Linked DNA regions of Homo sapiens: region 2 is linked to region 1. A link is a loop called in an ENCODE intact Hi-C map of the cell type or tissue named here. Cell type or tissue: endothelial cell of umbilical vein. All regions are shown on one strand. Each heading gives the region's core, and the rest is flanking DNA. Links, peaks and the distances in the headings are about the cores only. Region 1 has its middle 76 kb from the start of MIR10522. Region 2 overlaps BASP1-AS1 (BASP1 antisense RNA 1).

Region 1 (5,380 bases), core at 235-5,234:
CAAAAATATATAAAAAATAATAATTAGTTGAAGTTTGCTAAATAATGACATTTCTGCCACTTTATTTACATATTTTTGTTTTGTTTTTTTTGAGACAGTTTTTGCTCTGTCGCCCAGGCTGGAGTGTAGAGGTGCGATCTCGGCTCACTGCAACCTCCGCCTCCTGGGTTCAAGCGATTATCCTGCTTCACTCTCCTGAGTAGCTGGGATTACAGCCACCCGCCATCATGCCCGGCTAATTTTTTTTGTATTTTTAATAGAAACGAGGTTTCACCATGTTGACCAGAGTGGTCTTGAACTCTTGACCTCAGATGATCCATTCATTTCAGCCTCCCAAAGTGCTAGGATTACAGGCATGAGCCACCACACCTGGCATTATTTTACTTATTTAGAGACAGGTCTCATTCTATTGCCTAGGGGGGAGTTCAGTGGCATACTATCTTGGCTCAAGGTAGCCTTGACCTCCCGGGCTCAAGCAATCCTCCCACCTCAGCCTCCCCAGTAGCTAGGATTACAGGCATGTGCCACCAACCATGCCCTGCTAATTTTTGTAGAGACAGGGTTTTACTATGTTGCCTAGGCTGGTCTTGAACTCCTGGGCTCAAGCGATCCTCCCACCTCAGCCTCCCAAAGTGCTAGGATTACAGGCGTGAGCCACCGCACCTGGCTTCTGCTATTTTAGACATTAGAAAAGCTTCCTTGGCTGGGCTATTCTAATAGGTAGGCAGATCACGAGGTCAGGAGATCGAGACCATCCTGGCTAACACGGTGGAACCCTGTCTCTACTAAAAAATACGAAAAATTAGCCTGGCGTGGTGGCAGGCTCCTGTAGTCCCAGCTACTTGGGAGGCTGAGGCAGGAGAACAGCATGAACCCGGGAGGTGGAGCTTGCAGTGAGCCAAGATCGCGCCACTGCACTCCAGCCTGGGCAACAGAGTGAGACTCCATCTGAAAAAAAATAAAATAAAATAACTGCAGGAAGTTTTTTTAAAAAGTTCATGTGTGTGCCTGCATCTGTTCTCAAATCTGTTCTCAATTACTACACACGAGACAATAAATACTTCTTCTTTTATGTTATAAGCAAACAATGAGGGGGAGAAGTAACTCTGGCTCATGGGCATTATTTTCATTCTCTAGTAATCAGCTCCACAAGTTTCCAAACCAGATTTCTTCCCAATAAGAATATAATGAACCTCGCTCCCCTCTGTAAGAAAGGAGGTTGAGGGAAAGCCCACGTTCTGGTCTGGCCTAACCTTACACTCCATGGAAGAATGTGGTAGAGTGATGGCAGAGTGGGAATTCCTCTTCCTTCTGTTGCTGCCTCCTGGTGTTTTCATCTTTTGAATGTCACGGCCTGGCCAGGCCAGCAGTGGAGGAGAAGTAGGCTCAGGAGCCAAGCTGAGGGACCTGAGAGCTCATTATGGACACTGTCTCCCCAACCCTCGCCTCCCACTGCTGCACCATGAAGGAGCAGGACTCCAAAAAAAAGAGGCCCGGTGTGCAGGAGCTCTCAGTGAGGGGGTGGTACAAAGGAAGAGAAAAAGGCGGAGCGTGGTTGGCTCATGCCTGTAACCCCAGCACTTTGGGAGGCTGAGGCAGGTGGATCCCTTGAGCCCAGGAGTTCCAAGACTATGTTGCCTGGGCAACACAGTGAGACCCCATATCTAGTAAAAATTTAAAAATTAGCCGGGCATGGTGGCACACACCTGCAGTCCCAGCTACTCGGGAGGCTGAGGTGGGAGGACTGCTTGAGCCCAGGAAGTCGAGGCTGTCGCGAGCTGTGATCCTGCCCACTGCACTCCAGCCTGGGTGACAGAGAGACCCTGTCTCAAAAACCAAAACAAGAAAGGGAGAGGAAAAAAAGGAGGAATCAGTGGGAAATATTTGAGGGCCTCATCAGGTAGTAATTATTAATTTGGGCGGCTTCTTGTTTCAAGGAAACACGCTTGCTCTGTCAACACCACTGTTGCAATAGAATTCTATGTGTTTAAGCCTGCAAGATGCAAGCAAGAGCTTGCAAGCCTGCACCTTTTAAGTTTTTCCAATCTTCCAAGGTAACCATTTTATTTTAAAACAAAGCTATCGTCGGTCCCCTGGGTGTTTTTAGATGTCTTGCAATGTGGCATCTTCTGGAAGCTCAAGGTTTTACCAGGAGATGATTCACACCCAGCCAATGTCATCCCATCTTCAATTTACTAATGGATCTCATTTCACAACTGGGGATTTAAAATATGGAAAGACTTCAGACAGCTTGTTTGCACATCAGAATCAGAGACAGCCCCACGCCTCCATCTATACCCTTCTCACATCTTCAGAACCTACCTTTCTGAGGTTTATTGAATGGATCGAATAAAATGTTCTTATTGTCACTAAGCAGGGATATACCAGGGTAACTTTATCTAAAATTATTTCGTTCATCAAAGACAACTCCTGCCCCTCTCAAGCCAACCCACACTGGTTGCCTTGTGAACTATATTTTTAATTTAATGTAAATAATCGTGATAGTGATGGAACAGGCTGAATAAGCACAACCTATGCTGCTTTATCCTTATGATGTAGAGAAGAATGTCTTTTAAGGGACCACATATTAAAATGGAAACACAGTGCTTTGTTTAGTCTAATGCCAAGGGGAATGAAACAGAAAGTGGTTCCTAGGCTAACAGCATCCAGAGCGCTTTGTAAAAGGTAGTTTTGCAGTCCATGGAAGCCAGTTGACCTGGGAAGGAAGCCTTGGTTTCCTCTTTGTGCTGATTAAGAGTCCAGCGCTTCAGAGTGCAGTTCCAGACACGGAAGGAAGATCTTATCGCAGCTTTTGGAAAAGCTCCATTGTTACAGCGGTCTTGTTTCCTTCACACCGAAAAGCAAGAAATAACATTGAAGACTCATTTTGGTTTGTAATCTGTTTGGATCCAAATGTTCATTCCTTACGGAGATTTTCTGAACCTATGAGAATATTTCACAGGATTGATGACTAATGCAGATACTCTAAAGATGAGATCCATCAATAAAATTTTAATCTCTCAATCACCTGGTACTCTTGATTGTACCTGTACTCACAAGCTGTAAATTGATATAAGCTCTAAACCATTTGTTATTCCTTGCCAATAAAATATGACATTAAATTAGGTTCTACTACTAGTTTAAGCGGAGCTTTCTTCAATTTGGTGTATCTATATATACATTGTTGATCTAGTTCTATTGGAATAAGAGTTAAGAATATGGCCTCCAGAACATCCACTTCCGATATTTGGAACGTGTTAATGTTTTCTTTGTGGCCAATTAATGACTGAATCATCTAAATGCCCAAAGTCACAAAAGAACATATATTTTCTGCTGGATATAAAGTCATGTATAATGTTGAGGTTGTTTATTATATTTTTTTCAAACCTTATTTTTCCTTATTTTTATCTGCTTGGCCTAGTAAACTCTGAAAGAGATATATTACAATGTCCTAGAATAATTTGTTTGTTTTTAAGTTATCTTGACATGAGTTTTTGCTTTATGTATTCGGCTTTTTTCCTGCTTTGGCATAAACATGACTGTAATACATTCTTGCGGCTTATACACTTTTATCATTAAATAATCTTTCTCTTTGTCCCATTTAATAGGTATGGATGTTTTCATTGAAGCTCTACAGCTTCAAACCTTGTATCAAACCATTTGGTTAAATGACATGACGGTTAGTTATCAAATGTAAAAAAGCAATATTTTATCTGAATTATTATGGACAAAGACTGGGAAAAAATTGAGTTGTCATGTTAAAGAAGTGGATTATGAGTTAATTATTCCTTTTTTTTTTTTTTTTTTTTTTTTGAGATGGAGTCTTGCTCTGTCGCCCAGGCTGGAGTGCAATAGCGCTATCTCAGGTCAATGCAACCTCTGCTTCCTGGGGTCAAGCGATTCTCCTATCTCAGCCTCCAGAGTAACTGGGTTACAGGCACGCACCACCATGCCCGGGCTAATTTTTGTATTTTTAGTAGAGATGGAGTTTCACCATGCTGGCCAGGCTGGTCTCAAACTCCTGATCTTGTGATCCACCCGCCTCGGCCTCCCAAAGTACTGGAATTACAGGCATGAGCCACCACGCCCGGCCTCCTTAGGTTTATTTTTTATCCTGATTACATTTGTTTAATCAACTGAAGTAATTTCCAAAATAAATGAATAATGTTCTGATTTCTGGTCAACATTGATAGGAATAGGGTAAAACCCATCAACCCAGAAGACAAAACTTACCTATTATTATCTCCACCTTCCCTGCCATCTGTTCCTTATCTGTCTGTCATCAAACAATTTAATTTTGAAAATAAAGTAGGTGTGTCTGGCTACTGCCTGTGGGTGATAGTGAATTTCGTTAGAGTCAGCCGCATTGTTTTTCGGGAGGCGAGGAGCCATCTCAGTTCTAGAGCTGGAGGAAGAAGCAATCCGTGTGATTCTCTGGCTTCCTCTTAGTGACCTCTCTCCTGCTGCAGGGAACAGCAGCACTTCAGTTCAAAAGGCTTGGAACAAACTGATCCTTTTTGTAAATAATAGAAATAAGTTGAGGCTTTACAGACTAGAAGCTACAAGGCGTTCTTTCAGTTGATAAGCTAGTAAGTCAACACTGCTTTACTTTTTACTTGACTTTATGAGAAATGGCATAACCTCAGCTGCACTCTCAAGCAACAGCATTTTGTCAGTAGAAGAATATTGTCAGTACACAGCCATGGCCTCTTCCATCCTTTAGGCAAAGAACATATAAAAGGTTACTATTTCCAATATTCTACTGCCCTAGAAATGGCAGTAAATGCATTTCTACCCATTGTACACTTAGGCAGGGGCAATCAAAGCAACGCTGTCCGTAAATGGCCTTTTATCATTTTTGGTGACAGCTGGAAGGAAGTCTTTAGAAATTTCTCTAAAGGGTGCGGTAGGATGTCAAAGGAATTCTAACTTTTAGCAGGAATCTTGAATGTGCCAAGTTCACACATGGCTGCAATATGTTTAATTCTTAATCAAGTAAATGGAAACAAGATGGTCCGAGGGACTGCAGAGGGTACCCATTCTATTACCCCAGATTAAACTCTTTACGCTTCTCCAAAAGTATTTGGAGATTAGTTGTTTTTTTTTTTTTTTTGAGACGGGGTCTCACTCTGTCGCCCAGGTGCAGTGGGGCAGTGGTGCCATCTCAGCTCACTGCCAACTCAACCCTGCCTCCCAAGCCCAAGGGATCCTCCCACCTCAGCCTCCCAAGTAGCTGGTACTACAGGCACGCTCCTCCACACCCAGCTAATTTTTGAATTTTTAGTAGAGACAGGGTTTCACCATGTTGTCCAGGCTGATCTCAAACTCCTGAGCTCAAATGATCCTTCCGCCTTAGCCTCCCAAAATGCTGGAATTACAG
Region 2 (5,380 bases), core at 125-5,124, 90 kb before region 1:
CTGGGCAGCAGGTATCTCATGGCTACTGGACACCATCACCTCTAGGTTCCTTGATTAGGAATACATGCACAGATAAACACTTTAAATCAAGACTAGGAGCTATGCATACACTGAAATTACAGATTCGTACCAATACTCCCAATTAAAATTTAACCTTCTTCATGCCTTTTATTTTTTAATTTGTATTTCTTTTATATCAAAATTACAATGCCAGCCTTACCCCAGCACTTTGGGAGGCCACGGAGGGTGGATCACAAGGTCAGGAGATCAAGATCATCCTGCCAATGTGGTGAAACCCCGTCTCTACTAAAAATACAAAAAAATTAGCCGAGCATAGTGGCAGGCGCCTGTAATCCCAGCTACTCAGGAGGCTGAGGCAGGAGAATTGCTTGAACCCAGGAGGCAGAGGCTGCAGTGAGCCAAGATTGCCCCATTGCACTCCAGCCTGGCGACAAAGCGAGACTCCGTCTCAAAAAGAAAAAACAAAAAACAAAAAAAACTAAACAGGCCAGGCATGGTGGCTTACACTTGTAATCCCAGCACTTTGGGAGGCTGAGGTGAGCAGAGTGCTTGAGCCCCAGGAGTTCAAGAGTTCGAGACAGCCTGGGCAACATGGCAAAACCCTGTCTCTACACGTGTGTGTGTGTGTGTGTGTGTGTGTATACATATATAGATATAGATATGATTTTTTTTTTTTTGAGACTGGGTCTCATTCTGCCACCCAGGCCAGAGTGCAGCAACACGGTAACAGCTCACTGCAGCCTTGACCTCCCAGGCTCAAGCGATCCAAGATGTTTTGTATTTTTAGTAAAGACAGGGTTTCACCATGTTACCCAGGCTGGTCTCGAACCCCTGGCCTCAAGTGTTCCTCCTGCCTCCGCCTCCCAAAGTGCTGGAATTACAGGATTGAGCCACTATATCCAACCTACAGAAAAACTTTTCAAAAAAATTAGCCAGGGCTGGGTGCAGTGGCTCGCGCCTATAATCCCAAGTACTTTGGGAGGCCGAGGCTGGTAAACCACTTGAGGCCAGGAGTTCAAGACCAGCCTGGCCAACATGGCAAAACCCCATCTCTACTAAAAAAAAATACAAACATTAGCCAGGCATAGTGGCACGTGCCTGTAGTCCCACCTACATGGGAGGCTAAGGCAGGAGAATCACTTGAACCCAGGAGGCGGAGGCTGCAGTGAGCTGAGATCGTGCCACTGCACTCCAGCCCAGGAAACAGAGCCAGACTCCGTCTCAAAAGAAAAAAAAAAAGACTAAACACAAATATCCAATGGAGACATTTCCTGCCTAAAACTGTACAGGAATAGACAAGACGGCAGAGGTGGGGCTAACTAAACTTCCCTCCTTATAACCCAAAAAGTGGCTCCCAGTACCTGTGGAGGTATTACCCCTCTCCCCAGGGGAAGATGCCAACAAGATGAGAAGGAAACTCCAGTTTCTAGAAACTTCAATTTTCACCTGTGTCTGAAAGAGGAACAAGATGCATACCATCTGGAAGAGAAAGGAAAAAGACCTGTAGCTGGCTTCCAGTGTTTCAGCACTCTGAGTTTGTTAGGGCTAAGGAAAGGAAAATAGGGCGTGATTAGTATTATGAAGGAGGCCGGAGTGTTGTACTAAAATATCTTCCCTGAGCACCTTCCTGAAACAGCTCCTGAATTGACACCTCAGTGAAAAATGCTACTTTCACTGAGAGAAAAAAAGACAAAAACCTGGAAATGCCTTATAAAAAAAAATCTGTTGTCTGTGTTTCAGGAAGTCTCTACTGATTCTAAATTTCACCTCTGATCCGAACCCTGGTGGTCTGATGATATTACTTCCTACTTCTGGGACCTCTACCCTACGAAACCCACCTCTCACTGAAACAAGTGGATATCTTTGTGGTTGCTGCCACGGGATTTAAGAGTCCTTTTTTTTTTTTTGATACGGAGTCTTGCTCTGTCACCCAAGCTGGAGTGCAGTGGTGTGATCTCAGCTCTCTGCAACCCCCACCTCCTGGGTTCAAGCGATTCTCCTGCCTCAGCCTCCTGAGTAGCTGGGATTACAGGCATTCACCACCATGCCCAGCTAATTTCTGTATTTTCAGTAGAGACGGGGTTTCACTATGTTGGCCAGGATGGTCTTGATCTCCTGACCTTAAGAGATCCTCCTGCCTCGGCCTCCCAAAGGGCTGAGATTACAGGCGTGAGCCACCACGCCCAGCCTAAGAGTCCATTTGAAGCATTTTTATTCTAAGAAAATTTATTTCCATATGTAGTTGGGATGAAAAGTCTATGAAATCCATTCAAAACAAAGGTGCTTTCAACTATACTGTTTGAAGTTACAGTTTTGTTTCTTCCCTTATCCTGTGCTATCTTAAGCCATATGTTGTTGTAAATTAACAGGAAAGAGGGCATTTAAAACAAATGGTTTATGTGAATAGCATTAATCCCGTCAAGACTAGTTTGTGACAAGGGCTAAAGATTGCACTCTTGCCTTTTAAGCTCAACCAAGTTAAACATCTGAACTATTTCTGCTGTCTTGTAAATATTAAGATGTAACACGTTTCTGATGTTTGTTGACATTTGTTGTACTTTTGATGAACAATTAGCCTGCAAGAATATTAACAGGAAATTCCATTCATGAGATAAGCAGCTGTTTGTGCAAAGCTTCAGCCAGATCATGGGACCAAAAATCTTCTTTATGCAACTACTGTTTGTTGAATAGTCAGCATTCCTTGCATGTTCAAAAGGAAATGCTTTGGAAATAACTTTTATGGCTAATTTTGACTTTTATATTTTCGTAAGGAGAAAATAACTTTCATGGTTAATGTTGACTCTTATACTTGCAGGTAGTAAAATAATGTCCTTTATCACCATGTAAATTTCAAACAGTAGTCATTGACAAATCCCTAGTAATTTCCAAATTGTAATGCAGAATCCTAAGGCTGGTGTTAAGATCCCTGAGTCCACGTCATATCATAATGCATGATTATTTTATTGAAATAAAAACCTACAATTATATGAAACACTCTCTCTCTCTCTTTTTTTTTTTTAGACAGAGTCTTGCTCTGTCACCCAGGCTGGAGTACAGTGGCACAAACATGGTTCACTGCAGCCTCAACTTCCCAGGCTCAAGTGACCCTTCTGCCTCAGCTTCCAGTAGCTGGGACCATAGACACGCACCACCACACTCAGCTAATTTTTAAAATTTTTTCTATGGACAGGGTCTTGCCATGTTGCCCAGGCTGGTCTTGAACTCCTGGGCTCAAGCAATCCTGCCTCTTTGGCCTCCCAAAGTGCTGGGATTACAGGCGTGAGCCACAGAGTCTAGCCAAGAACGCTCTCTAATTCAAAAATGTTTCTTAGGCCAGGTGCAGGCTCACACCTATAATCCCAGCACTTTGGGACCGAGGTGGGTGGATCACCTGAGGTCAGGAGTTTGAGAGCAGCCTGGCCAACATGGGGAAACTCCATCTCTACTAAAAATATAAAAATTAGCCAGGCATGGTGGCACATGCCTATAGTCCCAGCTACTCAGGAGGCTGAGGCAGGAGAATCGCTTGACCCCGGGAGGTGGAAATTGCAGTGAGCTGTGAGCTGAGATTGCGCCACTGCACTACAGCCTGGGCGACAGATCAAGACCCTATCTCAGGAAAAAAAAAAAAAAGTTTATCTTCCATATTTTGAGCTGTTAAAACATTTCATGTAATATTCACATAGCAACATGTATTTAGTATCCACTAAATTACTGGAGATACAACTCCAAAGGCATTTGGAGAGAGGAAGAAGACTGACAAATAACTAGGTAGATAATTTTGCCATCACAGAAATGATGGCAGGTCTCTAGAAGCACTAAGGAGACAAAATTGTTTTTCATGGCGGGGTGTCTTATCAAAGATTCACTCAAAATTCATCAATCATCAGTCACCAAATCCTGTAGAATTTACCTCCTAAATACCATCCCCTCTGCCTCTTCCTCTTTATCTCACTGTCCCGACTGCCCCCTCTCCTCTCACTTGCAAAAACCTATCTGCTTCTATCTAGCCTGCCTGCTTCTCATCTCTCTGATACACCATTAAAGCCCAAACTTTCTGGGTCATGTGGCCCTATCAGTAAAAGATTTCTGACCAGGCATCCCCAGTATGACACTTATTTATCAACTCTACACGTGAACTGCTTGCTCTCAGTCATGTGTAAGTATCAGTAAAGCTTAGTGTCTTCTTTATTTTTTTTCAGATTAAAGAATACATCTGTATCCAATTTTCTTGCATACTTTTAGGGGTACAGGCCTCCCCTGTAACATGAGAGACCACTGCTCAAAAAGGCTACAAGAGAAAAGTTTCTGAAATGATATCAACTCATAATTAAGACTCTATAGTCTTTCACTTTGACTTTAAAATAAGCTCAAGGCCCTTCTGGGTTTCCTTTTTTGCCCATGATAGCCTCAGACCTGGCTATAGAGCTAAACAGGGGAATGCTCAGATGAACAGATGCACCTCTCCATCCTCACCCCTCATCCTTTTTCATGCATATCCAGGCCTTTGCTGGAGTCCAGCTGACCTCTCAGCAGGGAAGGAGTTAAGATAGAACAGGCACTGACCACTAACAGCAGTTCTTGACTGCCCTGTGCCAAGTGGTTTTCCAGTTGAGAGCACCCCTGAGGTTTAATTGGCCAAAGTCTGAACTACAATTTTTCAGAAGGATTAAGAAATGTCCCTTTTAAAGCCCATTTCCAGGAGTGTGAGGTGATTATATGACAGATAGGAAACGAGCCTAGGCATCTTTTACCTGCTCCAACTGGCTAGAATAATCTAGCATAAATCCAAAAGGTAATTCCAATATGCATCCCATCACCTAAACTATTCCACATCATTTACATGAAATCATGTAAATCATGACATCATGGTTTCTCCCCAGTTCATAAATCAGCTCTGCCTTCTATAGTCAGTCAAGTTCCCCATGAATGCTACCACCACCAACCCTGCTTTCCACGTAGCAAACCTGACATTTAAACTGAATTTCTCCCTCTCCTTCATGCTCACATCTATTTACCAACACCTCCCCAACCCCGCCTCGGAGAAGTCTTTGAAATCCATCTTTCCTCCTCTGACACTCATTAGTCTAGGCCTTCAGCATGTCTTGCTTGAGGAATTACAATCATCTCCTACTTTGTCCACCAACCTCCAGGTTCTCTGTTTTAGCTCAGTTGCCTAATTATCTTCTTAAACAAAAGTTTAGCTGATATCCATATGCCTCTCTTAGTAAAAACATTTGAGCACACACCTCTAAAATGGGATTATTTAAAAATTATAAACATGCATTACTTTGCTAATATATTTTGCATATTGTAAAATTATATATATATACAAATATAAATTTAAAAGTGTGGCATG

The links. Peaks named below come from ENCODE experiments on the same cell type or tissue, not always from the same donor. Only the 100,000 strongest peaks of a DNase experiment are listed, where the experiment ranks them.
Region 2: a loop joins it to region 1, with 6 times the contacts of the local background. A loop is called at or near these places in 2 of 110 quality-filtered maps.

What each region holds. Positions count from the first base shown.
Region 1 is chr5:17,077,157-17,082,536 of GRCh38, reverse strand. No RefSeq gene overlaps it. Among named protein-coding and RNA genes, the nearest start is that of MIR10522, 76 kb to the left of the region's middle. In endothelial cell of umbilical vein, for the core only: no CTCF peak of the experiment used is centred there; DNase peaks (open chromatin) are centred at 2,806 and 4,606; H3K27ac peaks cover 3,654 bases.
Region 2 is chr5:17,166,883-17,172,262 of GRCh38, reverse strand. The region is part of intron 1 of BASP1-AS1 (BASP1 antisense RNA 1); the gene reads left to right. It overlaps LOC105374664 (a long non-coding RNA gene), which reads right to left. Exons shown (of 4, transcript XR_001742614.2): 3 at 1,383-1,500; 4 at 1-49. Among named protein-coding and RNA genes, the nearest start is that of MIR10522, 14 kb to the right of the region's middle. In endothelial cell of umbilical vein, for the core only: no CTCF peak of the experiment used is centred there; a DNase peak (open chromatin) is centred at 2,622; H3K27ac peaks cover 2,314 bases.